Linked DNA regions of Mus musculus: regions 1, 3, 4 and 5 are each linked to region 2. The links are chromatin loops, found by intact Hi-C in ENCODE. Cell type or tissue: left cerebral cortex. All regions are shown on one strand. Each heading gives the region's core, and the rest is flanking DNA. Links, peaks and the distances in the headings are about the cores only.

What was found. Peaks named below come from ENCODE experiments on the same cell type or tissue, not always from the same donor. Only the 100,000 strongest peaks of a DNase experiment are listed, where the experiment ranks them.
Region 1: a loop joins it to region 2, with 4 times the contacts of the local background. A loop is called at or near these places in 29 of 42 quality-filtered maps.
Region 3: it touches region 2 in a loop (3-fold over the local background); 5 of 42 quality-filtered maps call a loop at or near these places.
Region 4: a loop joins it to region 2, with 7 times the contacts of the local background. A loop is called at or near these places in 33 of 42 quality-filtered maps.
Region 5: a loop joins it to region 2, with 2.9 times the contacts of the local background. A loop is called at or near these places in 7 of 42 quality-filtered maps.

Annotation. Positions count from the first base shown.
Region 1 is chr14:70,518,073-70,524,095 of GRCm38, forward strand. Bmp1 (bone morphogenetic protein 1) reads right to left here and starts at 2,188. Exons shown (of 20, transcript NM_009755.3): 1 at 1,797-2,188. The coding sequence starts at 1,965. Sftpc (surfactant associated protein C) reads right to left here and starts at 6,009. Exons shown (of 6, transcript NM_011359.2): 1 at 5,930-6,009; 2 at 4,543-4,701; 3 at 4,082-4,204; 4 at 3,733-3,843; 5 at 3,245-3,400; 6 at 2,869-3,043. The coding sequence starts at 5,971. The coding sequence ends at 3,254. In left cerebral cortex, for the core only: a CTCF peak has its summit at 2,621; DNase peaks (open chromatin) are centred at 1,315, 1,459, 2,090 and 2,638; H3K4me3 peaks cover 2,022 bases; H3K27ac peaks cover 1,017 bases.
Region 2 is chr14:70,466,991-70,473,013 of GRCm38, forward strand. Phyhip (phytanoyl-CoA hydroxylase interacting protein) reads left to right here. Exons shown (of 5, transcript NM_145981.3): 5 at 1-1,834. The coding sequence ends at 345. Among named protein-coding and RNA genes, the nearest start is that of Phyhip, 12 kb to the left of the region's middle. In left cerebral cortex, for the core only: a CTCF peak has its summit at 3,432 (motif pointing right); DNase peaks (open chromatin) are centred at 1,305, 2,731, 2,977, 3,439 and 1 more place; H3K27ac peaks cover 2,442 bases.
Region 3 is chr14:70,596,849-70,602,871 of GRCm38, forward strand. Fam160b2 (family with sequence similarity 160, member B2) reads right to left here and starts at 2,987. Exons shown (of 17, transcript NM_194345.1): 1 at 2,894-2,987. The coding sequence starts at 2,938. Dmtn (dematin actin binding protein) reads right to left here. Exons shown (of 16, transcript NM_001252662.1): 16 at 5,336-6,023. In left cerebral cortex, for the core only: a CTCF peak has its summit at 2,748; DNase peaks (open chromatin) are centred at 2,530 and 3,042; H3K4me3 peaks cover 1,843 bases; H3K27ac peaks cover 1,808 bases.
Region 4 is chr14:70,535,236-70,541,258 of GRCm38, forward strand. It overlaps Lgi3 (leucine-rich repeat LGI family, member 3), which reads left to right. Exons shown (of 8, transcript NM_145219.4): 8 at 982-3,089. The coding sequence ends at 1,799. Among named protein-coding and RNA genes, the nearest start is that of Reep4, 7.0 kb to the right of the region's middle. In left cerebral cortex, for the core only: a CTCF peak has its summit at 2,966 (motif pointing left); DNase peaks (open chromatin) are centred at 2,939 and 3,725; H3K27ac peaks cover 1,516 bases.
Region 5 is chr14:70,643,907-70,649,929 of GRCm38, forward strand. It overlaps Npm2 (nucleophosmin/nucleoplasmin 2), which reads right to left. Exons shown (of 9, transcript NM_181345.3): 5 at 5,565-5,658; 6 at 4,354-4,505; 7 at 4,139-4,179; 8 at 3,731-3,764; 9 at 3,396-3,643. The coding sequence ends at 3,599. Gm52133 (a long non-coding RNA gene) reads left to right here and starts at 5,620. Exons shown (of 2, transcript XR_003951181.1): 1 at 5,620-5,700. In left cerebral cortex, for the core only: CTCF peaks have their summits at 1,814 (motif pointing left) and 3,327 (motif pointing left); DNase peaks (open chromatin) are centred at 1,818 and 3,324.

The DNA of each region.
Region 1 (6,023 bases), core at 813-4,812, 51 kb after region 2:
CCTAATCTTCCTGAATTATGCTGTGTAACATTAGTGTGCTCTTGGACACTTGCTTAGAACGTGATCTCTTTAAGGACCGAGATCTGTCTGGCAACTCTCTGCACCTCCCACAACATCAAACCCAGCCCTGAGACATATCAAGAAACGAACATCACTGAATGGATATGAGACACCGTACAGGGTCAGAGAGATGTTAGCTTTTTCTAAAATCCAAATCCACACCCTCTCAAAGACATTGATCAAGAGCTGGAGGCACAGAGCACAGGAAATGAACATTTATATAGTGTCTGCTGTGTGTTAATAATAAGTGAATTATATATGTTCTCAGATTTAGCCCTTACCCACCAGCTAGTTCTCTAATGAGGAACTTAAGTTCAGAGACTGTGCTCAGCCTTCCTGGTGGCTAATGAGTCCTTCAGATTTCATGCCTTGCTCATTCTTCCTCCTGCCCTCCTACCACGCACGATGTGATGGAGACTTTTACTGTCCTGGTTTGCCTACAGCATACCAGGCATGGAAGAGGAAAGACTGAAGGGTTTGGTTTGTCCTGTCCTGTAAAATGGTCCCTATCCTACCTAAGGGTGGATGGAGCAAGGAGAGTCCCTGATTAGGTCCTCTGTGCTCAAGATTGTAGCTGCCTGTCCCAAAACTTTGTGTCCATTTCTTGTGTCCCAATCCCTGGCTCTAGCTCTTCGCAGACAGGCTGAAGTCAGAAGCGGGAAGTCGAGGAAAAGTTGTGATAACTTGTCCCCAGTGTATTCCAGACAGCCTGCTTGGGAACATCAATTAGGCCAATGGCCTGAGTGTGTCTGGTCATCTGGTCACTCCAAGGGAATCACAGCAGGAGAGTCCTCATGAACAAAGATCACACACACACACACACACACACACACACACACACACACACACACACACACTAGAAGCCCTGACTTGACTAATTAGCCTCAGGTGTCTGTAGGGCGAGAGAGCTGATGTAGAATATCTGAGACCTCTTTGTGAGACTCATTTGCTAACCTAACTGAGCTCTGGCAAAGCTCTCCTGGCACACAAAGGCACAGGTAAGTCCCCCTGTGCCCCCCAAGCCCCCACCCCTGCCGCCAATTTCTCTGACTTTGACAGCTGTCTCTTGAGTGTTCAGAGAGCTCCTGCTGCTGGCTAGATTCATAGGATTGCCTATGAAGAAGTATTCCATAGAACCTCCTGAAAAACTTTCTCCTTCCACTGGGCTGAGAAGCCGGGAAAATCTATCCCTTTGGAGCTGCAGGCCTTCTTTCTGGGCATCAAACCAGACAGATGTGCTGTGCGGCACTATGGCAAACAGACAAGCAGGCAAACACCAGTATTCCACAAAGCAGGAGGGATAGGGGAGAAGGGACACGGACGGACGGACGGACGGACACACACACACACACACACACACACACACACACACACACAGTTTGGCCAGTAAAGTTTCCCGGTGGAGAAAAAGCCTCCTTGCCAGCGGGATTCGCTGGGACCGAGGGAGGTTTCCCCAGGATTCCTCTGTGAAGGCGAACGGCAGCCGCAGCAGTTTCCACAAACAGCAGCAAAACTTCAGTCCTAAAAGTCCCCCAAACTTCCCCCTCCCTTTCTCCCTCGGTCTTTTGTTCCCCCACTGCATTGCCAACCAAGCAGCTCCCAGCTTCCCACACTGGACTGTCCTCCCCCAACCCCAACTACAACCCCAACCCCAACCCCTGCCCGGCCGGGAGCCTCGATCCCAGCCTGCCCACGCCCGGCTTCCGTGCGCCCTGGGGGAGCCGGGGGTCGCTCACCCGCCTTGCAAGGGTCTTTGTAGTTGAGGAGCTCCGGGGCGTCCTCCTCGCCCAGGTCGTAGGTGTAGTCGGCCAAGTCCAGCGGCCGGCCGGCGCGCGGGAGCAGCAGCAGCAGCAGTAGCAGCGGCAGCGACAGCAGCGGCAGCGGCGGGCGGGCCACGCCGGGCATGCTGGCGGGCGGCGGTGGCGGTGGCGGTCGCGCCCGGACGCGGGAGCGGGGCGACGGGGAAGGGAGCGCTGAAGGCGAAGGGGAGGCGCTCTCCCCCCGAGGCCACCTCTTCCCGTCCCGTTTCCTGTCTCCCGCCCCCCGCTCGGCCCGGCTCTCTCCGGCCCTGGGCTCCGGCGTCCCCTCGCCCTCCTCTCGGTCGCTCCCTTTCTTTTCTCGCCGCCCTCCCACTCCCCACCCCACCCCCCCTTTTAGGGAAATGAGCTCGCTGGAGGGCGGGTTTTCGCCCAGCTCAGCCCCCCTCGGGGCCGGGACCGTGCTCGGCCGGGCCGGGAAGCACGCCAGCCGGGCGGGGAGGACGAGAGTAGCACCGCCCGCCCCGGAGGGGAATCCGCTGCCTGGGACTGGGGCAGGGGCCGGGGAGGGGGCGCGGGCCAGGGATGCCCGGAGGCACCGCTCCGCGAGGGGCCCCCTACAGGCCGCTGTCCTGTACCAGGCGGAGTGCCTCCGGGCACGGGACACGCTGTCAGGTCCGTTCCTTCCTCTTAGACACTGGATCAGCGATCGATCGTTCTCTCCCAGAGACTCCAGAGTCTGTCTGTCTTAGATCTCGGCTCTCTCGCTTCTCACTGTCTCTCTGTCTAGCTGTCTCCCTGCCTGTCTCTGTCGCTGTCCTTCCTTGTGGACACACCGCTGGAGGGCGCCTAACACCCGTGTATGGCACCCAGGTCCCGTCCTCTGTCCCTGCCTTTTGCTCTGTTCCCCATTACCTGGGGTAGGACCAAACCTCCATCACTCTTAGAAAGGACGTGGCAAAGCGCCCCAACTCTCCAAACCCTCTCCTTCCTAGGACGGCTTCTGCTAGAAGCCGAGCTGAGAAAATGTGAAAGAAAAGAAGCGCCACTCTTTGTTTTCCAATCAGGCTGCTTTATTCTTTTGTGATAGGATCCCCCTGGCCCGTAGGAGAGACACCTTTCCTTTACAGACTTCCACCGGTTTCTGGGCAGGAGCAGCTTCCTGCTTGTCTGACAAAGACCCTTTGCGGAGGGTCTTTCCTGTCCCGCTGCGGTTTCTACCGACCCTGTGAAGCAAAGAACTAATGCTTATGGGGACTGAAGAAGCCACCCGCTTGGGTCCAGTGTGGGATGTGTCTGGGAACCCTCCATCCTCCGAGCTCCCGAGACCACTGACTTTAAGAGATACCTAGTAGGTCCCCTGACAAAGCAGGCAGCCCAAGCCCTGCCAGTGTTGCCCAGGCACCCTGAAAGGTACTGTTGCTCACCTGTGGATGCTAGATATAGTAGAGTGGTAGCTCTCCACACAGGGTGCTCACAGCAAGGCCTAGGAAAGCCAGGTCTCTCCCGGAAGAATCGGACTCGGAACCAGTATCATGCCCTTCCTCCTGGCCCAGCTTAGAGGTGGGTGTGGAGGGCTTGGCCTGGAAAGAACACCTACTTTCAATGTCACCTGCTTTATTTAGTGTGGGACACTAAGTTGGTAATTCTCGAGGATCAGTTTCCTCACAAATTCAGAGAGGGACTGGGTTGGATGTAGAAGCCCATAGGTCATGTCTAAGCTCAGCCAAGGCCAACAACTTAGCAGGGCCACCTGAGAGCTGGTAGGGATGGCAGGACACAGGTCCATGGAGAGAGGAGAACATGTCTGATCCAGAAACATCAATACTACACAGGGTACGCTAGTCATCCTTTCACATGTCCCTCTACTCAACCCTCAGAGGGAGACTGCTCCCTCCCTCCCTAACATACCCACCTGGAAGTTCTGGAGTTTTCTAGCGAAAGCCTCAAGACTAGGGATGCTCTCTGGAGCCATCTTCATGATGTAGCAGTAGGTTCCTGGAGCTGGCTTATAGGCCGTCAGGAGCTAGGTATAAAACCCTGGAGGTCATTCACAAGGTCCCCTTGCCTTGCTTCCTCCCCAACCCTAGTTCTCAGCCAACCAACTTCCTTTAGATTGTCTTCAGAGGGTGGAGGGGCGCACTTGCGTCAGTGGTTCGAGCATCTGAGGTGAGGTAGCCAGGCACAGAATGGGGAGAGACCTCTAGAAATGCTACAACTGGCTAGTTCCAATAAAGTCCCGGTGGTCCCTCCGGCATCCTCACCCGCTGGTAGTCATACACAACGATGCCAGTGGAGCCGATGGAAAAGGTAGCGATGGTGTCTGCTCGCTCACTCGGGGCTAGGCGTTTCTGAGTTTCCGGTGCTCCGATGCTCATCTCAAGGACCTAGGGGAAGGGTGTTGGAATGCTGCCTGGTATTTCTCTTTCTTCCCTCAGCCTTTCGGTACCCATATCTACTCAGAATCCTCTATTCAAACGCTTTCCTGAGATCTCAGGAAGGCTAAACGTAAGAGGTGTCAGAGCAATCGATGGTTATCACACTAGGCCGGGGCCTGGGGGAGAGGATCTAGGCAGGATGGCTACCTCGTCTCTGTTTGTGTCACCCAAGATGTGCTCATACCTGTCCACTCCCTTCTCTTCCTCCCGAACAGCTGCCCATCCCCCCATAATCTCCCCCAACCCCCTGTCTGCTGTGCCTCTTTGCCCAACCCAGGCCCACTCACCATCTCAGTATGTTTTTGACTCATGTGGAGGCCCATGAGCAGAGCCCCTACAATCACCACGACAACGAGGACCACCACCACAACCACGATGAGAAGGCGTTTGAGGTGCACGGGACAGCAGGGGATGCGGAACTGGCTCCTGGGACCTGCCGAGTAATCCTGAGAGAGCAAGGGAAGCAGAGAGACAAGTGGGTAGTGGAGAGGGTGGCTCCTACTCTCCCTGTGCAAGGGGGACACACACATCCCGTACCTCTTTAGGCTACGAGTGTGCAAGGAAGAGCTGGGGAGATCAGAGGCTTTTGGGAAGGAAGGCTTTGGGGAAGGTGGTTGGACCCTAACAAAACCATAGCTACTTAGAAAGTTAGAAGCAAAGTCTAGGTTTGAAATAATCCAAGAGAGCCAGCTACCGATCTCTTCTTCTGTTTTCCCACGACGCCTAACACCCCAGACATATCCTGAGTTTTTGCTCCCTCAAAGGATCCAGGTAGCCCTGTCTCTATACCTTTACACGGGTCTCCTTTGTTCCTTCTCAATCCAGTCCATGTGCCAGCTTCATGGTTTTTTACACTTATTTAGTGTGTGAGCGTGTATACATGTGTGTGGTATGTTTGAGTGTGCATGTGTGTGATGTGTGTGAAGGTACATGTGTGTGTGTGTGTGTGCACATGTGTGTGGTGTGTGTGAGAGTGTGTGTATGTGGTGTGAGTGTGAATGTTTGTGTACATGTGTGTAGTATGTGTGAGTGTGTATGTACATGTGTGTGTGTAAGTCAGGGACAACTTTCATCTCCTTTCATCATGTGAATTCCAGAGATTAAACTCGAGCCGCCACATTTGGTGGCAAGCACCACTACCTACTGAGCCATCCTTTTTTTTTTTTTAAAGAAAAAAACCATATCTATGACCCAGGCTGCCTTTCAACTCCTTATATATCTAAGGATGACCCTGAATGATTATCTTGCTTATATTTCCAAACAGTGTGCACCTCTATGCCTGGATTATGTGGTACTGGGGACTGAACCCAGGTCTCCACGTTTGCAAAGTGCTCTAGCTACTGATCTACATCCCAGCCTCACTGTCATTTGCTCTGTGGTACTTCCTGTAGCCTCCCAACTACATGGTGGTGCTATCAGTGTTCTTCACAGGACTTTCTATTGACCCCTCTGTGGCTCTCAATCCCTTTATACAGGAATTCGTGGTCGTCGTGCCTGCCTCTACCAGGGACTCTTAATGATCACGGTATCTCTATCCTAAAAGCCCAATCCTAAGCTAATTGAGTATATGGGTCTAGAAAAAGAAAAAAAGCCTACTGGAGGATGGACAGTCAAGTCCAGTATACTATGTATGCGCGCGCGCACACACACACACACACACACAATCACACTCACCGGTGGACTCTCCATCAGGACCTCTTTGCTACTCATGTCCATTTTGTAAGGTTTCTCTCTCTCTCTCCTCTCCTCATCTCTCTGGTGTGACCAG
Region 2 (6,023 bases), core at 947-4,946:
AGCACCAACCTCTACTTTGCGGACTTCTACTGTATGTACACAGCCTACCACTATGCCATCTTGGTGCTGGCACCCAAAGGCTCCCTGGGGGACCGCTTCTGTCGTGACCGGCTGCCCCTCCTGGACATTGCCTGCAACAAGTTCCTGACCTGCAGTGTGGAGGATGGAGAGCTGATCTTCCGCCACGCTCAGGACCTCATCTTGGAGATCATCTACACCGAGCCTGTCGACCTGTCCCTGGGCACCCTGGGAGAGATCAGCGGGCACCAGCTCATGAGCCTGTCCACTGCTGACGCCAAGAAAGATCCCAGCTGCAAGACCTGCAACATCAGCGTGGGCCGCTAGGGACTCCTGGGGAGCCGGAGGGCAGGAGGGTGGGACGTGATGTGTGGCTTAGGTTTGGGGACCTGGCTTTCTCTCCCCTCTCCCTGCTCCCTCCACTTTGTCCACTACCCCCTCCTCCCTACGTTGGAGACAACGGAAGGTCTTAGCATGGCACAGTCCGGGCCTGGTGGACCTGGAGATGGGGGGGCTTCTCAGCAGGTGATAACCTCCTTTCCTGTTTCCCTCTTCTGGTTTTTGACCTCAAGCAGGCCTCCCTGAGTCCTCGGGCATCTCCCAGAGTCCTCCCTGCCTCTCGGGCCAATGCCCATGTATAGCCTGGCCTCCATATAGATGCAGAAAGCTGTGGGGTACCTCCTTCCTAGCCCCACCCACCCCACTCAGGGCTACCCCAGACAGCCCCCTTCTCACTCAGCTGGGCCTGAGGGCTTTGCCTCCTCCGTGCCAGTGCCAGGCTCCTCTCTCTATAAATAACCTCCTGCACTGCTGTCTTGCCCTGGCTGCCCCTGATCCCCCCAGAGCCCAATTCCCGCATGGGAGAACCGTCCATCCCTCCTGTCACTGTCGTTGACCCACTTGAGATGCCCTCCCACTCTCTGGAAAAGTACCCTCTCTCGTTTTCTAGTTTGGAGGGCTCGCTCTGGTTTCTTGAGATTTTCCTTTCTTCTATACATTCCTCAGCAAATCTCTCTCGCTCAGAGAGCACCCAGGTAGGCACAAAACAGCTGCTGGGGTCGAGGAGGGGGAAGGAGACCCCTGAGACCTGTTCCTCAGCCTGAAGCGGGTAACCTCATGTCTTGATGGGTCTGACAGAGCGAGAGAACTGAGTGTGACCCACAGGGCCCTGGCACCCTGCCCAGCTGTGCACTTTGCTCGCTCACCCGCTCACCCACCCGCTCTGCCTGAGAGTCATGACTGTTCTGTGCCATGTGAGCCAGATCTTTGGCTCTCTATCACACCATCCCTTGCTCTCTGGGCTAATCCCCTGGGGAGTTCCTGATGAATTCCCCGCCTCCCCCCCAGCTCCCTGTGTTTTCATCTTGTTCTTGCTGTTGTCTGGATCAGGAGGGCGGGGAGGGTGGACTCCCTGAGACAAGACAAGCAGGTAGAGACAGATTAGAGGGAGGGATTGTCATAGTAACATTTTCCGAGGTGACAGAGATGATACACAGGCAGCTGGACTTCTGTGAAGGACAGAGGAGCTGGCAGACCCACAGGGCCACACCTCTGAGGGACCGGTGAATGGCTGGCTACCAGAGACAGTGCTGGTAGACAGTCAGGTACCTCATGGGATGGGCCAAGAGATCTGGGATCCTGGGAACTATGTAGAGAAGAGGATTTGACACCCCCCACCCACCCACCCAAGGCCCTTCCCCTCTGCTGACAGCATTGTTGTGGTCGTGGCCTGCTGCCTTGTCTTCTGTCCCTGGGTGGGGCACACCCTTCTGTGCTGTGCTTGCCATGAGCATCAATAAACCACAATGGCCCAAGGGCTCCGTCTGTCTTGGTCCATTTAGGCGGCTACAATGAAATGTCACAGACCTGCAAACTCTCACCATTCTAGAAACTGAGAATTCTAAAACCTAGGTGTCTTCAGATGTGATGTCCTGGAAGATCCTGCTTTCTGATCATAGACAGCCATCTTTGCCTCATTTCTGTGTGCCCTACACCCCCACTAGGATGGAAGGGGTTTCCCTAGCCTTAAATTTCGTTTTTCATTTTATGGACACGTCAGTATACTGTGTCCATGCCTGGTACCTGGCCAAAAGAAGGGCCTGAGGACTGTAAACCACCATGTAAGTGCTGGGATTTGAACCTGGGTCCTTAGGACCCAGTGACCTTAAATGCTGAGCCATCTCTCCAGCAGGCCCTCTTTTTAAAAGATAGGGTTTCTAACCAAGTTAGTGTCCAACTCCCTATGTGAGATGCACTTGTACTTTTTCTGCCCCCACAGTGCTGGGGTTCCAGGCATGTGCCGCCACATCTGGTTTATAAGAAGCTGAGACTGAACCCAGGGATTTTTGCATACTAGACAAGCACTCTGCTGAGCCACATCTCAGCCTACCCTCCCCCCACCTCCACCCCCACCCCCAAGCACCCAGCTTCTTTCGTAAGGGCACTAGTCTCATTCACAAGGCCCCACCCTTAAGGAAGGCAAAGCCTCCTGAACCCATCACCATGGACGTTGAGTTTTGACCTGAGCTTTGGGTTCGGGGCATACGCAGGGCAATCGCAGCAGTGTCTCTGAGCCTGAGAAGTGGATGGAGTGGCTGAGTTGCTCTGTTCACCAGAGAGCTCACATGGGGATGCCACCTGAAGCCACATGGGCATGCCCCAATAGCAAACCCGATAGCATCCTTACAGTGGGTGGCAGAGCTGAGAATACAGGGGCACAGCTTTACCCGTGGAAGAGACTGGAGATCATGTGGTCTCACCTTGTACTTCCCAGATAGTGCGGGGAGATATCTAGGGAGGCCTCTTAGGGGAGTGTGCCTAAAACCCCTGGGCCCCTGATGGAGTCCTCTCTGCAGTCCCAGCCTGCCACCACTCAGACCCAGGTGCCACTGAATTTCCCTCTCCCAAGAGCTCTGTGTCCCCTCCTCCCTGGCAGGACTCCTCGGTTGCAGATCTGAGTCACCTCTGTGCCTATTATTATAGGCTTATTAAAATGGTTCTCGGCTGCAGTGGAAATGTTCCAGAACTGTCAGAGGCACCTTACCAACACCGCCTGAGTCAGGGCCAGGTTTACATGTGTCATGGGGCATGGCCACCTTGAGATAAAGAAAAACTGAAGGGCAGTTCACCTCAGCTGAGAGCCTGGGCTGGCAAACGTGTTGCTCCTTCCACACAGCAACTGGGCTTGTCTACATGACCCGGTATTATGCCGACCTCACAAATAAGAAACTGAGGCACAAAACTTAGAGGCTTGTACGTGACTGTGCCAATTCAGAAACTGGGATCTTACATTCATCAACCCCTGTTGGCTGCCTCCTTTAGAGTGTGTCAGTTTATGAGACAGTTAGAACCAGGCAGGTCCTAATCTCCCACGTAGTGGCCCTTTCGCCTGCTCTTTCAGCTAACCCAGAATGACGCCAGGGGGCGCTATAGAGTCACAAATGTCACAGAGGCTTATTTTAAAGGCGTGGGTAGCGTGAGCTCAGGATTGAAGGATGGGGAATGGATTCTTTTGCCTCTGGACAGTGTGGATTCTCAGAGTCCTTAAGAAGGGTGGGCTTCTGTCTTCCGTTTGAACGCCCTTCTGGGTCTCTTGGAAAAAGGGACTGGCTTTCAGTCCTTATTCCAGGGGACAAGGGTGGAGAACAGAAGTAAGCCTGCTTCTTTCTCCATCTGGATGGCTGGCCACTCAGTACCAGCAGAGAAGAAAGTGTCAGAGGACCCACTACAGTCTGCACTGGCTTTCTTTCTAGCTTAGGGTCTAAACAGACCCAGGAGAAGGGGATGCATACTACATACACACCATCTAGGAACATACACACCTTCCTTGGGATGTCCTTGGAAGAAGCATAGGAAACTCAAGGTAAGGCCCAAGGTGGACTGCAGCTGAGGGACCTGAGTTTGTCTCCAGCGCTGATTATAAAGGGAACTAAAGGCTAATCTCAGGGATGTAGGTAGCTGTTCCCATTGTGCAGGCACACACACGTGGCCATACTCCTTTCCCTCCAAAGCAATATGATCCCCACATTCTCTGCACTGCTGTGCGCCCAACTTCCCTACCTCCTCTTTCCTGCCTGGCCAGTATCTATACTTTCAGTTCTCGGTGGAAAAGAGTTCTGTCTGTTAAAGCAGAGGGACAGAAGGCCGGTTTCAAGGGCTTCAGGATTTCCTCTGCCTTCTGTTTGTAGCTTCTCTGATGTTAGGTAAAGAGGTAGCTGGAGGTCCCAAGGAAAGGGACAAAGAGGGACTATACCCTGAAATGCAGGAAGGCCTGATTTAGGAAGCTGAGCTGAGGTGATTGCCCATATAAGTGTGGCCACAGCATCTGGAGAAGATTGGAACCAGATGTTCCAGGATTGGGGGCAGGGAGAGCGGCAGGCAGGAACAGTGTTCTGGTCAGGAGGAGGATGGGTTGTGTGTGTGTGGGGGGAGCAGTGGGGTAGCGCGTGTCACTCTGGGGAGAACACCTGGCTGCCCTCTTCCCCCCATTTCTCCAAGGCAGGCGCCACTGTTTTTGCAAACTGGAGCAGCCAAACTTTTCACAGATTCCAGAATCTGCTTTGCGCGTAGGGACAATCAGGCACAGGGTGGAACTTGGGAGGTACCCAGAAAGGCTACCAGCTGGCTAGAAATATGTCCTTGCTGCCCCACAGGCACCTCCTTGCTACAGGGTAGCAAGTGGTAGGTATCCTCCCACCCTGGCAGAAACCAGTGCACCCAGAGGTGTGTATTCAGAGCAAGAATAGAGAGCAGGGCGAATGAGGAGCTACTTGCCAGATAAAGCCTGATCATTAAGAGCCTGCTATTGGCCAGACAGGGTGACAGGCTGTCTTCAGAGAGCTCTTCCTTCCTTCTCCATTACCACTTCAGGTGTTCCTGCCATTAGCATGATGGCATGACACGACCCAGTCTCAGAGAGGCTAAACGAGTCATCACCCAACATTACACAGCACCCAGAAATAGAACTAGGGTCCAACAATGTGCTGGTGGTGTTGAAGCTTGGGACCTTTCTACTTCCAGAAGTGGGTCAGTGTCACAGAGGTAATCTTCTTTAGGGTGTGTTGGCCTCACTGCCAAGGATTGCTGGGGCTCCCAGACAGCACAGTTGGGAGGCTCTGTGGCTGACTTCTCTCCTCCTGACTCTGGGACTGAAGGTGTGGTGGAGCTCCTTCCTGGCTTTTCCATAGCTGGGTATGTAGGTCGTTGGGACACTCGTGGAGACAGTAAAGGAGCCACTGGGCCTTCCTCGGCCGTGGCATCACAGGTATTGCACTGGAGTTGACCTAGTTGGGATTTTAGGTATTTATGGGTGATGGTGGGCTGGTCCTGGGGAGCACCATGATTTACTCAACTCCTAAAAAAACATTTCTATGGGGCTGGAGAAATGGCTTCAGTTAAGAGCACTGACTGCTCTTGCAGAGGTCCTGAGTTCAATTCCCACCAATCACATGGTAGCTCCCAACCATCTGTAATGGGAACTGATGCTATCTTCTGGTGTGTCTGAAGATAGCTGCAGTGTACTCATATGCATAAAATAAATAAATCTTTAAAAAAAAAAACCCTAACTTATTTTTTTAAACAAAAGTTTCCACATCCTGCAGTCAGCTTGGAATAGTTCCCTAAGGAGGAAAACACTGCCCTGCATCCTTCTCTACCATCTTCTTACTCTGGTATAGTGTCCTTAAAGTCCTCCTCTTCCTCCTCTCCCCACTCCTCCTCCTGCTCCTCCTTCTGCTCCCCCTCTTCCCTCTCCTCTTCCTCCTTCTCCTCCCTCACCATCACTGTATGCTCCTCACCCATGCTTTGGGCTACCATTGCCAGACGGCAACAGTGACAGAGACCCTTGAACCAGCTCCAAGGACCTACTCTGTGCTCTTTATTTCATATCTACTCCACACACTTGATTGGGAACCCATACTGTGTGGCTCTGGTCCTACACAGAAGCTAGGTAGGTCTCCATGATGCTCTGCACCTTCTACTATTGGTACAACATCCCCTGTTGGTCA
Region 3 (6,023 bases), core at 1,146-5,145, 130 kb after region 2:
ACAGTGGAGTAAGGAACAACTAAGTCAGAGACTTTGAAACTCTCCCCACCCTCCTTGCAGACAGTAGGCTCCTCTTTCAAAAGTAATTGTCATCATGTGTGGTGACAGCAAACCTTTAATCCTAGTGGTCAGAGGGCAGAGGCAGGAAGATCTCTATGAATTCAAGGCTAGTCTGGCCTACAAAACAAACTACAGGATATCAAGAACTACAAAGAGGGATCCTGTCTCAAAACTAGAAAGATTAGCTTAGGGTCAGTGACTCTTCCAGAAAGGCATTACCCACAGTCCTTCAAGATACTTCATCCCAGGCTGGTAAGGTGTCCTCTGACCTCAGACCCAGGATCTCTGACCTCCACATGCATGCTGTGGCACACCCCTCCCCCCATCCACACTAAACAACTGTAATAATAAGATACTTCACCCTAAAGGAGCAACCCAACTCATCATATCCATTTGCCACAGTTATTCAGGCTCTGATAGACTGTGCGCTTCCAGAGGGCAGGGCTGCGGGTTTTTTCATTTGTTTGTTTTCTTGTTTTTTTTTTTTTTTTTTTGATACAGGGTTTCTCTGTGTAGCCCTGGCTGTCCTGGAACTCCATCTGTCAGCCAGGATGGCCTTGAATTCAGAGAGCTGCCTGCCTCTACCCCCAGAGTGCTGGGATTCAAAGTGTATGTTGCCATGGGCCAGTTTAGGGCTGTTTTTTTTAATCTGGCAACCCCAGAGAGCTTTTACCAACTCTCTGAAAGCTCCTGAAGACACTCCTGCCATACTTTCTTATCCTAGAAAGTCCTTGGATCCTCGGCCAGCACCCCGGTGACCTCAAAGCTTCTGTGAAAGGGTCTTATCTAGCCTTAGATTTCATCTGTAAGTTCCAAAAAACTTTGTGCCAGGCTCAGTGAAAAAGACTACTCATAGAGATGCAGGGAAGGGGGGGGGGGGGAGGGGACAGCCATCAAATCCTGGGGCAGATGAGAGCAGGGCAGAGCTCTCCACCTGCAGCTGCTACTAGCTACCAGACCAAAAAAACTACCAGGCAAGTTCCTCTAAACAATAGCAATATTTTTTAGAAAGAGACACAAGGATCTCTACTGTTGGGTCCGGAAGGGGCAGAAAGCCGTACTCTGAGTGGTTCATATTCCACTTGGATGTTCCAACCTGAGGGAAGACCAAACTCCCCAGACAGTGGATGGAGCTGAAAAGAGATTCCTATGTGGCATAAAGCACACTTTCTGAACATGGTCTGTATGTTGCACACTGCAGGTAACCTGCCTAAAAATATGTCCCTCCGCTCTCTTCATCTGCAGCCCCTGGTGCTTCAGCTTTCTGTACTCAGAGTGTAAGCATCAAGGACGCTTAGGGCTGTCCCCACTGCCAACCCTCCTTGACAATTGAGCTGTGTCCAGAAGGATGAATTAGTGTATCAGATTGCTTTCTAAGATGACACTTGTTTTTATTTGGGACAGGAAGGAGAAGAAAAGGTGAAAAGGTCATTTTGGAAACTCCCTCTTGGGGGTACCCTAGGCCCTGTTCCTCACAGCAGAGCTGGACAGTGGGGGGAGGGGAGGTTACAGAAGTGCCTCCCTCTCCTTTAACCAGTTCTCCTAAGGCTGAGCCAATTGATATGAACAATAGCAGCCTAGCATGGTGATTTCATCCCAGCACTCGGGAGGCAGAGGCGGGTGGATCTCTGAGTTCGAGGCCAGCCTGGTCTACAGAGGGAGTTAAAGAATACAGGGCTACATAGAGACAACCTGTCTCAAACAAACAAACACCAAACACCAAAAACAATGAAGGTTCTGACTGGGGGGGGGGGGGGGGCGTCAGACCTAAGATTGTTTCTCAGGACACAATTTGATAGACTAAACCCATCAATTAGACAGTGTTCTTATACAATGAGAAAAAAATAATTAACTTTTCAAATAGCTTCTTGCAAGGCTGCTGAATGAAGTGACCAGGGACATGCACTTCCAGAAAAAAGGGGCCTAAACACAAACTGAGAGAGAGAGAGAGAGAGAGAGAGAGAGAGAGGAGAGAGAGGAGAGAGAGAAGGTAAAAGAGAGAGCGCAAGCAAGCTAGCTTTGCATGGAAACAACTCTTCCATTCAAAGCCCCTCCGGCAGGCTGAAGTCCCTAACTCAAGGTCAGCTGGCTCAGTGGCTTGAGATAAGCCTGCAGAGGGCTACTTCCGGGTTCTCGCGACCACCCACCCCTGCAAAGGTCTCTATCACCTTCTTCCTGGGACTTATGTCACTCAGGGCTGCAACTCCCATGCTAAGAGGGAACTCAGTGCGGGAACCCCTGCTCCCAGTAGTTGTCTGGCAGCTAAGAGAGGAAGGGGAAGGCTGTTGTCAATCCCAGGTGAGGAGGAATGGAGGAACGTCAGGAACGAGAAAGGAAGGCTGCCGGGCGGAGGAGGAGGCGTGGGGGCAGATCTGGGAGAAAGGGCTGGTGACAAGGGAACCTTTGGGGAGAGAAGAGTTACAAAGCTAGCGGAAGCTCTCGAGGCACAGGGAACGTTAAAGAAGCCGAGCGGAGCGCAGGCTCGGGGGACCGAGTCGCAGGTCAGGGAGTGGGACACAGGAAGCACAACAGGAAGCAGTGCGGAGGCCGGATCGAGGGATCGGGACTCAGGATCAAGGGAGCATGGCTCAGGATCACGAGAGTCGGGCTTAGGATCAGAAGAGCGAGGCGCAAGATCGAGGGAGCCGGTCGGTCTGGAGAGAACCCCGGAGCTAGGCGCTCCTGGCGGCCGCGACGCGGGACTGTACCCGAAGACGAAGCCCGGAAGCGGCGTCGGGGCCAGGGGAGGGGCCCTGCCCAAGGGGCCCGCACCTCACCCGCCCGCCCCCCTGCCCGCGCCCGCCCCTCCGGTCCGACCAGGGCCCGGCCTCACCGCCCCCACGGCCTCCTGCAGCAGTGCCCCGAGCCGGCTCAGCATGATGGCGGCCCGGCCCGGCTCGCGGCCCGGCTCCCGGTGGCGGCGCAGCGGTGGCGGAGGAGGCGGCCCAACGGGCGGGAGGCGGGACCCGGCTCTGAAACCCCGCCCCTGCCGGAGGGCTCGGGGGCGCTCTAAGCCCAGGGCTGGGCAGGTCCTGATGGAGGGCGGTGGGGAGCACCCTGGGAGCTGATGACCTAAGATTCCTTTGAGTAACACCCAGAGACTTCTAATTCCTCGTGCACCCTCACAATCCTACCAACACAGTAGCCCTGGACACACACGGCTCTGGAGTGTTTAAAATGACCTGGCCCTGACAAGCTGTGTCAAGGACACTCCAGAAGGCAAAGACATAGTGGGAAGAATTGACGACATGTTTAAATGTAATGGATTAGGAATATTGGAATAGGTTATGGCTAATATTAATTTCACCCTGTTGTTCAGTACTTTTATAAAAAAAAAAAAAAAGGTCGTTATTGGAAAAGATGTCCTCTAAGGTTTGCTGTTTGATTAGGAATTGATCCGAAGAGTCCCAGCAAAATCTGTCTCATGTCCCCCGCTCTGGAGGGAAAGAAAGCAATTGGGGTACACCTGCAATCAATCCCAGCACTCAGTAGTATCAACAATTCAAGGAGGTAGTGAGATCCCGTACCAAACACATACACACACACACACACTGACACACACACTCCGAACACAAAGATACATGCATACATACACACACACATACCACTCACACAATTACAACACACTGACACCACACACACATACACACACACACCACTGAGAGAGAGAGAGAGAGAGAGAGGTTGAAGACACGAACTGTTTAAAACAAAAACCAAAGCAAACAATAAAAAACAAGGGCTGCATGAGGCTCTTGGTTCAATCCTCAGTATCAGATAAGTAAATAGATAGATGGATAAATAATACATAAATTATATAAAAATTATGTAAATGTATATAGGTATTTACATAAATTATAAATGATTAAATTACTTACATCTATCTTAAATATCCAGGATATCCTAAAACTCACCATTATTTTTGTTCCAAGGCTGGAGATTATAGGCTTGTGTTACCATACCTGGGCTGCACTATAAATTCCAGGCCAGTCTTAGAAACATAGTGAGACATTAAAAACAAGAGTTGGGCCGGGCATGGTGGCACACGCCTTTAATCCCAGCACCCGGGAGGCAGAGGCAGGCGGATTTCTGAGTTCAAGGCCAGCCTGGTCTACAAAGTGAGTTCCAGGACAGCCAGGGCTATACAGAGAAACCCTGTCTCGAAAAAACAAAAACAAAAAACAAAAAAACAAAAAAACATGTAAATTGCACTTGATGTCACATGCCTTTGATCCCAGCACTCAGGGAGTAGAAGCAGGCAGATCTCTACTAGTTCAAGGCCAGCCTGGTCTACAGAGCAAATTCTAGGACACAGAAACCATGTCTTGAAAATGAAAAAGGAAAAGGAAACAGAGTTGACACATTGTTTTTTTTTTAATTATCAGATATTTTTGTTGTTCATTGATTTCATGACTGTAAAGTCAACTCTTGTTTTCTTTTTTCAAGACAGGGTCTCATATGGACCAGGATAGACTCAAACTTACTGTGTAGCTGAGGTTGACCTTGGACTCCCAATCTTCCTTTCCTTAGTGTTGGGATCTGGCATATGCCTGGTGTGTCCACTGCTAACAAGAGAGCCCAGGGCTCATGCATGCTAAGCAAGCGCTCTGTGCTGCATTCTAAGCCCTCAGCTCCTGACTCTAAATGGTGAGGTGTTTAGTAAATAAAACCAAAACAAAAGCTTCGGGAACCAATAAAGTTGCCCAGGTTTTACATCTTTGTGTCATGAGAAGGACGCATGAAGGACTCTCCCTAAGGCTTTGTTTTAGGGGGTCAAGAGCCTCACTTTGAAGGAATCTAAATTCTCAGGAGCTCCAAATCCTTTAGGACTTAGTGTCAAAATTTGTCCTACCACAAACATTTCCAGTCAATCTGATCATATGTTGCTTCCCTTGGTAACCAGTGAACTTTCTACAGCGCCCGGCTGTGAGTTCTAAGTAAACAGGGTCCGCTTTATAATCACATAGTCCATGTTGTCTGATAACATATGCGGAACCCAGTCCTGCTTCCCCTGGAAAAATGGCTATATCTCTCCAGTGCTGGGCAGCTGGAGATGTAGCTGGCTCTGCAGTAGAGTGCTTGCCTAGCAGGCCCAAGACCCTGGCTTTGATCTCCTGAATGCCCTCCCCCCAAAATGAGATAGGACACTGCCCTCAGCCCCCCAACACACACACACACCACACATATTGGTTTTATGAAGCCTTGGGTTTCAGGTAAAACGCTCTCTCGTTTGTTGGGTCAAACAAACCTTGCTCTCGCAGGTCTGTTTCAAGGATAATGCTGTAAACATAAGCCGACTTTACTTAAAATCATTGTTCATTCGGGAGCTGAGAATGTAGGTCTTTCAGGCAGAGTGTCTACTTAGCACACACAAAGCCTGGGTTGGCTCCCTAGCCCCAAATGAAGCAGGCGTAATGGTGTCCACCTGTCATCTCAACACGCAGGAGGTAGAAGCAGAGGGAGGCGATTCAAGGCAGTCTTCAGCTGTAAACTCCATTCCAATGGTAAGAAAATCATTGTTTTGAATGGTTCTCATCTATTTGCTTTGGGGCCAGCTGGTCCTCTTCCCCTGTGCAAGCCCATCCCGTCTTCTTTTTGATCTTCCAATCAAACTGCACACTCAGCCCCACCTTGGGCACGCAGCTCCATAGTGGTTGCAGGCAGAAGGCTTCACCAAGGCAGTCAGAGGCCATCAAGGCACCAAGGCACCATTTGTCCCTCAGTTACCAGGTCTCCGTTCCTGCTTCCTCTGCTCAGTGCTTGGCAGCCAGGTGGTAACCTCCTGGTAACGTTTTCTGCTGGGCTTCCCTGATGCAGAGGCACCTTGGGTCCTAGGGAGGCCGGTGTGTTTGAGGTCATCTTCTGAGGCTCTGTCAAGCTCTCTCTAGCTACAAAAGATAGCTTTCTGTCTCATAGAGCCCCTGGAAAGGTGGCAAGTAGCAGTCTCTCTAGGCCAGCCCTTGCTC
Region 4 (6,023 bases), core at 1,324-5,323, 69 kb after region 2:
AATAAATAAATAAATAAATGGGCTGGTGAGATGGCTCAGCAGTTAGGAGCACTGACTGCTCTTCTGAAGGTCCTGAGTTCAAATCCCAGCAACCACATGGTGGCTCACAACCATCTGTAATGAGACCTGATGCCCTCTCCTGGTGTGTCTGAATACAGCTACAGTGTACTTACATATAACAATAAATAAATCTTAAAAAAAATACACATAAAGTGAATTAATTTATAAATAAATGAAACATTTAACTGAAAAAATATTGGAGAAAGAAACTATCCTACCAGGATTATCCTATTCTTTGAAGAAGGCCAGTATATACAAAATAATATCTATAATGTACATGCCTTAACCCCAGCATTTGGGAGGCAAGACAGGCAGGTTTCTGTGAGTTTAAGGTCAGCCAGATCTGCATAATAGAAAGACTCCACCTCTAAATAAATAAATAAATAAACTAACCAACAAACGAATTATTTAATTAAGTAAGTAATTGAATACTGAGAGCTAGGGATAAAGCCCAGTTGGTAGAATGCTTGCCTAGCGTGCACAAAGCCCCTCGGTTCATGATTGTTCAAACCTATAATCCCAGTATTTCAGAGATGAAGGCAGGAATCTGGAGAGTTCAAGACCAGACTTGACTATATAGTGATAACCGTCTCAAAGAAAAGAATAAAACAAAGCAAAGCTTACCAGGGTATGGTGGCTCACACTTGGGATCCAGAGCACTTGGGATGCAGCGAAAGATGATCGCTGCAAGTTCAAGACCAGCCTGGTCTATATTGTAAGGTCCAGGCCAGCCGGGCTTTCTTGTCTCAACAAACTAAACTAAGCTAATTATGGACCCTGAGTCCTGGGTGGGACTGCACTGGGAGCAGAACTCTATAGCAGATCTCAGTTGCGGAGCATGTTCGGAAGCTGGCCTTTCACGTGGGTGGGTGGGTGGGGTTACCCAACACTGCCTAACCCCGAGTGCTTCTGTCCTGGCAGCCCCTTCAGCTGTGCACTGCAAGCCGATGGTGGTGGATGGCCAGCTCTATGTCGTTGTGGCCCAGCTGTTTGGTGGCTCATACATTTACCACTGGGACCCCAACACCACACGTTTCACCAAGTTGCAGGACATCGACCCACAGCGCGTGCGCAAACCCAATGACCTGGAAGCCTTCCGCATCGACGGTGACTGGTTTTTCGCAGTGGCTGACAGCTCCAAGGCAGGTGCCACCAGCCTCTACCGTTGGCACCAGAATGGCTTCTATTCCCACCAGGCCCTGCACGCCTGGCACCGCGACACCGACCTGGAGTTTGTGGACGGTGAGGGCAAACCACGGTTAATTGTGTCTAGCAGCTCGCAAGCACCTGTCATCTATCAATGGAGTCGTTCTCAGAAACAGTTTGTGGCTCAGGGAGAGGTGACTCAGGTACCTGATGCCCAGGCCGTGAAACACTTTCGTGCTGGCCGAGACAGCTACCTGTGCCTTAGCCGCTACATTGGCGACTCCAAGATCCTGCGCTGGGAAGGTACCCGTTTCTCTGAGGTGCAAGCCCTTCCCTCCCGAGGCTCGCTGGCCCTACAGCCCTTCCTGGTGGGTGGTCACCGCTACCTGGCCCTGGGCAGTGACTTCTCCTTCACCCAGATCTACCAGTGGGATGAGGGGCGACAGAAATTTGTACGGTTCCAAGAGCTGGCAGTACAGGCACCCCGGGCCTTCTGCTACATGCCTGCTGGAGATGCCCAGCTGCTCCTGGCCCCCAGTTTCAAGGGACAAACACTGGTGTACCGACATGTTGTGGTGGACCTTAGTGCCTAGAGGGGGGCTAAGTCCTTTGGGTTCCTCAGGGTGGCACTGTACGATGGGTGGGGACCTCTGTGAGCAACTTGTGGCCCCAAGTGAAGTCACAGGTGGCCAGCCTGTCTATGTAGCTACACACACATACACAAAGAAGTGGGCCTGGGCACACACCAGGGACTAGCCCAGGGGAGCCATTCCCATTACTGTAATAAGCACCTACGTATGCACCAGGCACCCAGTGTCCAGGCTCTCTATGTGCGCACCAACAGCCCCTGATCTTCAGTGTTCCCTGCTCTGCTCCGTTGCTAGCGTGTCTGAGTAACAAAGCGAGTGCAGGAAGGGGTGAGCCACAGCCTTCTCTTCTCAGCTTAGCTTTCTGCTCTCTGGCCTCTGGATGCCCGAGGTGCTTGTGTACCTGTTTGGCATCCACAGTTGCAGCCCCCCTGCAGGTGTGCCCACACTTCCAAGTGTGCCTGCCCACGCCATGCTCCTTCTGCATGCACCTGTGGACACTGATGGACAAACTCAGCTGCATACTTGTGCATACCCCACCACACTTCTGATTCTGTATCTGCACACGTCTGGGGGTGTGTACGTGAGCGGACTAGGTGCTGGGCAAACCGGCGTCCTTGATACCCCGTAGCTGCTCTTCTTGGAGGGTGCCTACAGCACCCACACTTTCTCTGCTCTCCCCAGTGTGCCCCCTGTGTGGCTCATAAGGATAGCAACAGAAAACGTGACCATGGCCTCGTGGGGACAAAGCCACTTCATCCAGAAGCAATAATAACAAGAGGCAGCAGCAACTGGGTTCTTCACAGTGCAGTATAGCTCTCCTCACTAGAGTTTTCTTCCACGACTCAGTCCCAGCTCAAAGGGACACGGGTGGGAAGGCTTTCTCTGGATAGCTATTGCTTTTTCAAGCTCGGGCCATCTCCTCTCTCACCCTATCTTTGAGATGCGGATCCCAAAGTGTGATTGCTCCTTGACTGGATATATAAAAAAAAATCAGCCAAGGCAAGAATCCTGAGACAGCCTGAGCTACTTGTGTGGGCGCCAGGAACATGTTGGTCGCCCTGGCACCCCTCCATGCCATGGAGATGCCCCCCGGAGGCACAGCTCGGTGGAGGCTGGATGAGGATGGCAGGGAGGGACACCTGGGAACCAGGCCTCTGCTGCCCTCTGCTGTCCTCTGGGAGCAGCAGCCCTGAAGTAGGAAATGATCAGGCTGAGAGGATTTCTTGCGGCCTGATGCACCTGGGGATAATGCTAAGATTCCTTTGCTTCGAATAAAGTTCCACCCCACTGCTAGCTCTCAGGTGTCCTCAGATGTTTTGCTAGGAGCAGAGACAGGGTTGTGTCACCTGTCCTTGCAGTACACAGAGACCGTACCAGCTTCCTCTTGGCTCCTTTCCCTCAGATGCTGTCAAGGTCACCTGGCACTAAGGTCAGGAGTTCCTGGTGATGCCACACAGGTGCTGGGCTAAGTGATGAGTCTCTGCCACCTGGGACTGAATCACAGGCCACTGTTCCTTCCTGGAGATTATAGGCACGGACCTGCTAAGACCTAGGTCTGTCCCTTGGTCAGGATGTCTCTAAGCAACATGGCAAAGACATGCTCAGCCCTTTGCCGCCCTGGCCATCTACCAGTCGCTCCCTGAGCTCCCCACTGGACAGATGTCTGCCATTGTTACTACAACCACCAAAGTGAGGCGCCTGGGAGAGCTAGGTAATATGCTGCTCCTTCTTCTCCCCGTTTTTAACCAGCCACCAATTCCCCACTCTTTATCTCTGAGGGTTTCCAAATGAGCATCCTTCCCCTGCCCCCTTGCCGCACTACAACCTTCATCCAAGCCTGTCCTCATTGCTATGGTTTCTAGATCCCTCCCGCCGGCCTACTTCTCAGATCCTTCTGGTCTGCCCTTCCTGAAACATCTCTCCATTATGTCATCTGCTACCCAGGAGCCCGCTTTGGCTCCGAGCTCTTCTCAAAACAAATCCATGGCTTTGTGCCTGACATAAAGCTCTTCAGGACCAGGTGCCAACAGACACAGCGGCACTGGTCCCTCTCCTGCTTGTTTCCATTCTGTCCATCCCTGAGACTCCAGGAAGAGCCTGGGACAAAAGGAAGGGGAGGGGAAGATCATCAGACAGGGCTCGGGCTGAAGCAGTGACCAGGGTCACTAGGGAACCCTGGTGATAGCACCATGTTGCAAAACTGCCACGCTCAGCTGTGTGGTCTCTTTCCTTGTCATTCTTTCCACCCCCAGACTTGAAAAAATTGGGAACCCATTGCCATCTTACATGAGAAGAAACGGGGAAAGGGACAGAAATGGTAGATGTGACAACCCCAGGAGGGGGTGCTGGCATGTGTACCCCCTGCACATACACACACAGGTCTCTTCCCTTCTACTGTTCCTCACCTGTTCCCCAGGGTCCCTTTCATTTCTCGCTGGTCATATATATGTCTGTCTTAGGGTTTCTATTGCTGTAAAGAAACACCATGGCCGTGGTGAGTCTTATAAAAGGAAATATCTAGTTGGGGCTTGTTTATGGTGTCAGAGGCTTAGTCCATTGTCAGTATGGTGGGAAGGATGGTGGCACACAGAAAGACGGGGTACTGATCTGCAGGCAGCAGGAAGAGAGAGTGACCTGGGCCTGGTTTGGGCTTTTGAAACCTCAAAGCCCACTCCCCAGTGGACACACTTTCTCTACTAAGGACACACCTACTCCAATAAGGCCACACCTCTTAGTCCTTCTCAAGTAGTGCCATTCTTTGAGGGCCCTAGCATATGAGAGGAGCCTGTGGAGGCCATTCCTAATCGCTAGCACCACTGTTTTAATTCCCATTCAAACAATGTCCGTGTGCATCCCATATCACTGATCTACCACAAGAGAAGAAGAACAGGTCTGAGAACCCCAGAACATGTCTTAACCCCATGCTCTGAGCTCCAGTCTGGACCGCACATGTCCAGATGTCAGCTGGATTACTTTGCTTGATGCCAACTAGTTTTTCTGAACCTCAAATCCTACAAAGCAGATTAGCTAACGCATTTTGTAGAGTATGGGGATTCACTTCACTTGCTGAGGAAAAGCAGTGGATGGCTTTCAGATACTTACTTCGCCTGTATGTGTCTCAGTCTCCTTATCTGCAAAGTGGGTCTAATGATGCCCAAGCAGCAGGCTCATCTATCATGGGATAGGCTGGTGCATATCGGGCCCGCCTTATCGTCCTTCGTGAGATCTAAGTGCATTGAACACAGATGTATGTCGGTCCTCTTGAAGACTGTGCCTGGCACATATGAGCTATGCTGGTCTGCAGGATTGTATTTGAGATGGAGTGACTCCAAGCTGGGAGTTCATGAGAGCGAGAGACAGGCACTCCTCAGTGACAGTTGCTCTCTGGCAGTGAGGGTTCCTCCACCACCTGCAGTCTCAGAGTTCCCCCCCCCCCAACTCCCATCTGTGGCTTCAGGCACCCAGTCCTCCCCCACTGTCCCTGGCTACAGCTTGTAGTAAGGGACAGGTCTAGGTTTCTGCTCAAATCACATTCAAGTGCATGTGGCAGAGAAGAGCCCCTTGAATCCTCTCTACCTCTATCCACGGTTGCCTTTCTTCCTTCATTCCTTCCTTCTGAGATGATCTCATGTAGCCCAGGCTGGCCTTAAGCTCACTGTGTAGACAAGGAACTTTGAACTTCTGACTCTTGCCTCCAAGTTTCCAAATGCTGAGATTACAACTGTATACAACCACGCCGCTTTTCTGTGCTGCTGGGTACTGAGCTCCGGACTTTATATATCAGGCAAGTGTTATACCAACACAGCTACATCCCCAGCCATACCCCACTGAGGTTGCCAAGGGAGCTGGCTTTAGTCTCCCAGACACCTTGGCCTTCTGTTGCCCAGTTGCAAGATAAACATTGATCCTAACAAGTCACTCCCTTCAGTGGAGAGACATTCCCTCCATCAGACCTTGAATGCCAAGCTTTCTGTGCCGTGGCTGCCTGGTCACCTGCCTGAGGGTGTCAGCCATGAGTCCAGGGAGCTGCTTAGCAACTCTGGGTCACTGGATGACTGTGTCAACAGTTCAGGGCCAAAGGCTACAAGAGCCAGAGTCTACTTCCTCTGCCAGAGCCTAGGAGGGTGACACTTGGCTGCCAGCGTCCTGCTCCCCCGTGAGGAACCCAGCTCCCAGCATCAGACCTCTGACTTTTTGTCCTTTAACTTTCCCAAGCACAATCATCGG
Region 5 (6,023 bases), core at 1,230-5,229, 180 kb after region 2:
ACTAGCACTTGGGAGGCAGAGGCAGGTGGATTTCTGAGTTCCTCGCCAGCCTGGTCTACAGAGTGAGTTCCAGGAGAGCCAGGGCTACACAGAAAAACCCTGCCTCGAGAAAAAAAAAAACAAAAAAACAAAAAAACAAAAACCAAAAGCCAAAACAAGTCAAAACTAGAAGGTAAGTGATAACCCATGGCTAACAGCAAGTGACTGTGGTGGCTGGGCCATGGGGCCAGTGCCCAGGAGAGCAAGGAGCTGCACCCCAGTTTGGTGGTCTCAGAGGCAGCTTCAGCCTGCTCACTTCTCAGCCCTGCTGGGCACACCTCTACCCCCTACCAGACCACCGGTTCCATCTTCCACATTCTTGCCACCATTTGCGGTTCACCGTGGTCTCTGCCTCTTCGGGGAAACTTGCCCTTTCCATCAGACTCGTGGACCCCATTCCCATATCCCCTACTGGCTCCCAGGCACCCCAACTCTGTTCAATCTGAGGCGTCAGGCAGCTAGCAGGTAAGAGGGCTCAGGTGCATGGAGGAGACAGCTAAAGACTGGAATTCAATGGTGATGGTGTCATCTGGAAGCAGAAGACCGGCATGGCACATCAACATCTTGTGTTCTGGAGGCTCATTCACCAGGAGGCAGTGGAGGTTGCTCAAGACTCCTGAGTCTGAGCACCTGGTTCCTGTCACTGGGGACAGGGCCCATTGTCACTCACTGGCTAGCCCTCAGAGCAGCCCAAGTCTCCATGGTAACAGTTGCCAGCAGTAAAATTTGGTCTTGAGGCTCAGCCAGGATCTGGTACCAGGGAGATACCGGGGATAGCAAGGGTAGCCTGCTGTGTGTGTGAGCTACCCCTGACTTCTCATCCCTTGTTATTTGGCATGTTCAGTCCTGGCTTTTAGGCTTGCTCTCTTATGTCCTGGGGGAGGCAGCATGGAGAGCTGGGGATAGAGACTGGGTTCTGGATCTTATCCCCATCCCTTGCTAAGTGACATGAAAAGTTGGTTTTCTGACTCCAGGTTCTCTTTTAGAAAAAGGAGCCAGGCTGTGGTGGCACATGTCTTTAATCCCAGCACTCCAGAGACAGAAGTAGGCAGATCTCTGAGTTTGAGGCCAGCCTGGTCTAAGGAGTGAGTTTGAAATGGCTATGGTGTCAGTTGAGACAAGGACTCATCCTGCAAAGAGGGGAAAGGGGGAGGGGACAATGACCCTCTGTGTGGTTTAGCCTCAGTTTACCTAAACTTTGCTGCCAACTTTCTCCCCTGATGGGGTGAGCTGGGGAGGGAGAGTTTATTAACATTTATGGAGAGCTCTTAGAGATGCTAAGAAGAGAGAGAAGTGGCTACTGAAATTCTAGTTAATCCCCACCATTGAGTACCAACTTCAAGCCCACCCCCCCCTCACCCCCGTTGGGGCTGTCTCACACCTGTGCCCAACAGCCTAGCTACTGCAAACAGTGCTACCAGCCTCAGCCTAGCCGTCCTTTTCCTGCAAACACAGGCGGGTTAGGGCAAAGGGTACCCCTAGCAGCGTAGACTGACATGTGACTCACTGGAAATTTGTGCATCCATGCAGGCAGTCAGTCTCATGGACGGATCTGGGGTATTTGTTAAGTGCTCCTATACGTTGAGCCTTGCCTGGGGATGGATGCAGGAGGGAAGATGTCTATGTCTGTACCTGACCATGAATAGGCTTTCCTCACTGAGGACTGCACTCTCTAGTCCCTGCCCTCACTCAGCTCACAAGACTGACTGCAAACTGGCAGGAAATTCTCCATCTGCAGAGTGGTCAAAAGCAAAGGCTCCAATGCCAGACTCTCTGGCTCCCCCTTCTGCTCCATGTCGTTGGTGCAGACTGTTAACTTCTGTGCTGCTCTCTTTTAAGAAATGAAGCTAACCTAACCTTAGAGTATAATCGTGGTATAAGCAGCAGTCTGGGGACAGCATGTATTTTCTGGGCTTGTAGCTACTGCTGCCATGACAGCCATCCTCCTGGGTGGACACCCAGATGTACCCTGACCCAGAGTAGATGCACTCACAGGAAAGGTCTTTCTAGCTTCCCCCCATCCTCCATGTCAGCTGCCTGTTCCCCAGGGCCTTTTCAGATTTTTTGTTTTTTGGTTTTTTTTCGAGTCAGGGTTTCTCTGTGTAGCCCTGGCTGTCCTGGAACTCACTCTGTAGACAAGGCTGGCCTCGTCAAACTCAGAAATTTGCCTGCTTCTGCCTCCCAAGTGCTGGGATTAAAGGCGTGTGCCACCACATTCGGCCCCAGTTTTTTTTTTTTTGTTTTTTTGTTTTTTAAAGATTTTATAATATAAGTACACTGTTTCTGTCTTCAGACACACCAGAAGAGGGTATCAGATCCCATTACAGATGGTTGTGAGCCACCATGTGGTTGCTGGGGATGGAACTCAGGACCTCTGGAAGAGCAGTCAGTGCTCTTAACTGCTGAGCCATCTCTCCAGCCCCCTCTTCAGGTCTCTTAACACCCTGGTGTTCTTCCTCCAAAGCATTTGCCGGGAATGAAATCAGGGTGCTGGCTTTGTGTTACCACCAGGCTATCCAGGTGACTTCAGTGGGCATGGAGGCAGGTTATCTTGGCTCTTTCTATACAACTGTGACTGATACCAGTGGACCAGGCTGGATGAGCATCATCTGCACCAAGGGCCAAGGAACTGACCAGGAATCAGCTTGTTTATAACCCCCCGGGGCTCATACACGGGGCTTACCAGCAGGTCTTTGCTCGCTTGTTTCTGGCCTAGCCTACAGGGATGCTGCCTTCAATGTCAGGCAGGAGCCTCCTAGCTCCGGTCCCTCCAGGAGCACAGGCCTTTGCCCTAGGATTTACTGTGTGTCCTACTCAAATCAGGTATGAAACCATGCCCACTCCCCAGTGAACAGGTTCCAAAGGTCCCTCAGCATTCTGAGGAGGCCAGGTAGCCAGAGCCATGCAGTGGTCATCCACTGTTTTCCAGCTGTCACTGCCTGTGTCCTGTTAAGTGTCATATGGTCCTTCATCTCATAACTGTAATGGCAGCGTATGCTGCGCTTCCCGCCCCCACACACTCTCCCCTCACCCCTACTCCTGTCCCTGTCCCATATACCCTTGACATTGGCCTGATAAGAACAGGGAAATGGAAGGATCTGACCCAGGTTGGGTTCTAGAGCTCTGCACTTGTAAACCTCAACCTTGCCTGCCTCAAAGAAAAATAGCCTCCTCAGCCCCAGCTCACTGAAACCGTGGCTGAGGCTAGCCCACTAGGCCTTCCCTCAATCCTGGGGTGGAAACCTAGGAAAAGCAACATGGGGCTGGTTTCTTGCTCGTGGTTGCCCTCTGCTGGGCACATGAGCTATCGCAGCAGCGAGGAGACCCATCCAGGGAGGGGGAGGCAGAGGGAGGTTCTGATCATGCAAATTTTATTGTGGCCCTAGGCGAGCTTGCTGGGGGCTCTTCACCAAGAGCCTCCGGAAACTGGAGGGCTGGGTTACAGGGTTACAGCCACACCACCTTATTACATTCAGACTAGGGTGGTGGGGCTGGACACCTGCACCAGAGCACAGCTGCTGGACATCCTGCCTTGGACGCAGAAGATGCTAAGATGAGGTCATTTCTTGGTCACTGGCTTCTTTGCTCTGGGTGTAGATTTCTCCTGTGCAGATAAGAGACTGAAGAGTCTACCAACCCTCCTTGGCCAGGCAGCCTTCCCCAGGGCCAGCCCCAATTTCTTATTGCTCACCTTCTTCCAGGGACTCTTGTCCTGAGGGCTGGGCCTGGAAAGGAATAGGGACAGAGTGGGCAAGAGAGTGCAGCTTCATGCCTTAGCTTCCCGGGACTGGCTATCTCACAGGAAGAGCTTTTGCTGTTTCAACTGGGCCTGGTGCGCAGGCCTGAAATCCCAGTTACTAGGGAGGTTGAAGCAGGAGAATAACCAGTCTATGACCTGCCAGGGCTATACAGTAGTTCGAGGCCAGCCTGGGCAACTTACTGATAACCCTGTTTCTCAAAATCAAACAAAACCACCAACCAAACCAAGCAAACAAAGTCTGGGGCTGCAGCTCAAGTGGTACCCTGTTTGCTAACATGCCAGAAGCCTCGGGTTCGGTGCTGAGTGCTAGTGCGGTGGGGATTTAACTGCATGAATTACCTCACTACTGTTTCATCCTCTTCTTTTTCCACCTTCTTTTTCTGGGAACAAAAACCAAGTGTTATTTGGAAAGCTAATCCAAGACCCCAAGCCAGAACACTGAGTGCTGGGCAGTCCCAGTTGAGAGGTGCAGAGCTCCCGTGGTGGAGGTCTTGGCTTGTCCCAGGTGCCCAACACGGGAGGCCCAGCTCGGGTACCTCATTCTTTCCCCCCACCTTTGCTATGCTCATCTGCTTCTGGGGAGCCACCCTTTTGACTTGTTTGACAGGTATCTCCTCTAGCGATATATCTGCATCCTCATCTTCATCCTCTTCCTCCTCCTCTTCCTCCTCTTCCTCGTCATCTTCCCAGGTCAGGTCCGAAGTCTCTGGAATGGGTAGGCAGGAGTGGCGCACGGTGGGGAAAACCAGAGCATCTGACCTCAAGGCTCAACACCCACCTCCCAATCCAGGCCTCTTGTGGCTCTGACTTTATTCCCAGGCAAGCGCTGGGTTGAGAGGGTTCACCTTCTGCAGTAGGACATATCTGTTCTCTCCCTCCCTGAAAAGTAGAGGCCAGGGTGAAGCAAGGGGCAGGAGAGTTCCCCAGATGTTGGGTGAAGGAGGGCAGGCAGGAGATGGCTGTGTATTTAGAATTGGCTGGGCCAAGGCTGAAGGTGGATGAGCAGGGAAGGAGAGCTAGATGGGACTACAGGGTGGCTTGGCCCTCAAAGGTTGATGTACTGGAAACTTGGTTCCTAGTGTGCCATGCTGAGGTAGTGGAACCTGTTCAGAGGCAAGGTCTAATGTGAGGAGGATCTTTTCTGTGTTTTGAGACAGATTTGTGTGTGTGTGTGTGTGTGTGTGTGTGTGTGTGTGTGTGTAGCCATGGCTGTCCTGGAACTCATTCTGTAGACCAGGCTTGGTCTCTAACTCAGATTCACCTGCCTCTGCCTCCCTAAGTACTGGGACTAAAGGTGTGGAGCACCACCTGCCAGGCTGGGAAGTGGCTTTTAAAGGTGTCAAAGGTAAGTTGCTGTGGCCCGTGTTGTCACTATAGCTTCATGATTACTAGTAGCCATTCTTTGAAATACACCCAAATACTAGTTAGAATAAGAGCTTCCCTCTTGGGTGGAGGGTCTTGAGAATACAGCCCAGGCTCTCTTTGAGCTGAGAGCACAAGCCTGTGCCTCCAGGCTCAGCTCCAGAGTCCTTTGGAAGACCCTGTTTACCCTACAGTATTTTCTGAAGCTGAAACAAGGACCACCTCACTCATGATAAAGGTGAGGCCTGAGGCCCACACAGGGCATGGGAAGGGCTAGAAGAGCTGGGACGACAGCCCTTGGCACAGCCGTTTAGTTCAGGCCACTGGCAATCATTTACTTTGGAGGGTCTGTACAGAAAGTCAAGAATCTCTTGAGGCCTCAGGTACTTAGGCTACAACTTACCATAACATTCCAGGCCACTGAGGAACACAGGTCCTGAGCCAGTCCTGAGCCGAAAAGTTACTGGAGGAGAAAGCTCTATACCTGACACAGTGACCTGCAATGGGAAGAAGACATCAGGGCAACATAGAAGACACAGGTAACTCAGACTGGTCCCCTGGTGGGTGCTGGTCATACAATGCTGCAAAATTCCAGCATTGAGGAACCAGAGGCAGGAGGACTGTAAATTCTAGCTATTCTGGGTGACACAAGAGACACACTGGCTCAAAACAAAACAAAAACTCCAAACACATAAGCAAATGTCCCCCTTCTCCATGTGAGCACAGTGAATAAGTCGATTTTCTGCTTCTCACTATTAAGAATGGAGGGAGTCAGCCGGGTGTGGTGGTGCACGCCTTTAATCCCAGCACTCGGGAGGCAGAGGCAGGCGGATTTCTGATTTCGAGGCCAGCCTGGTCTACA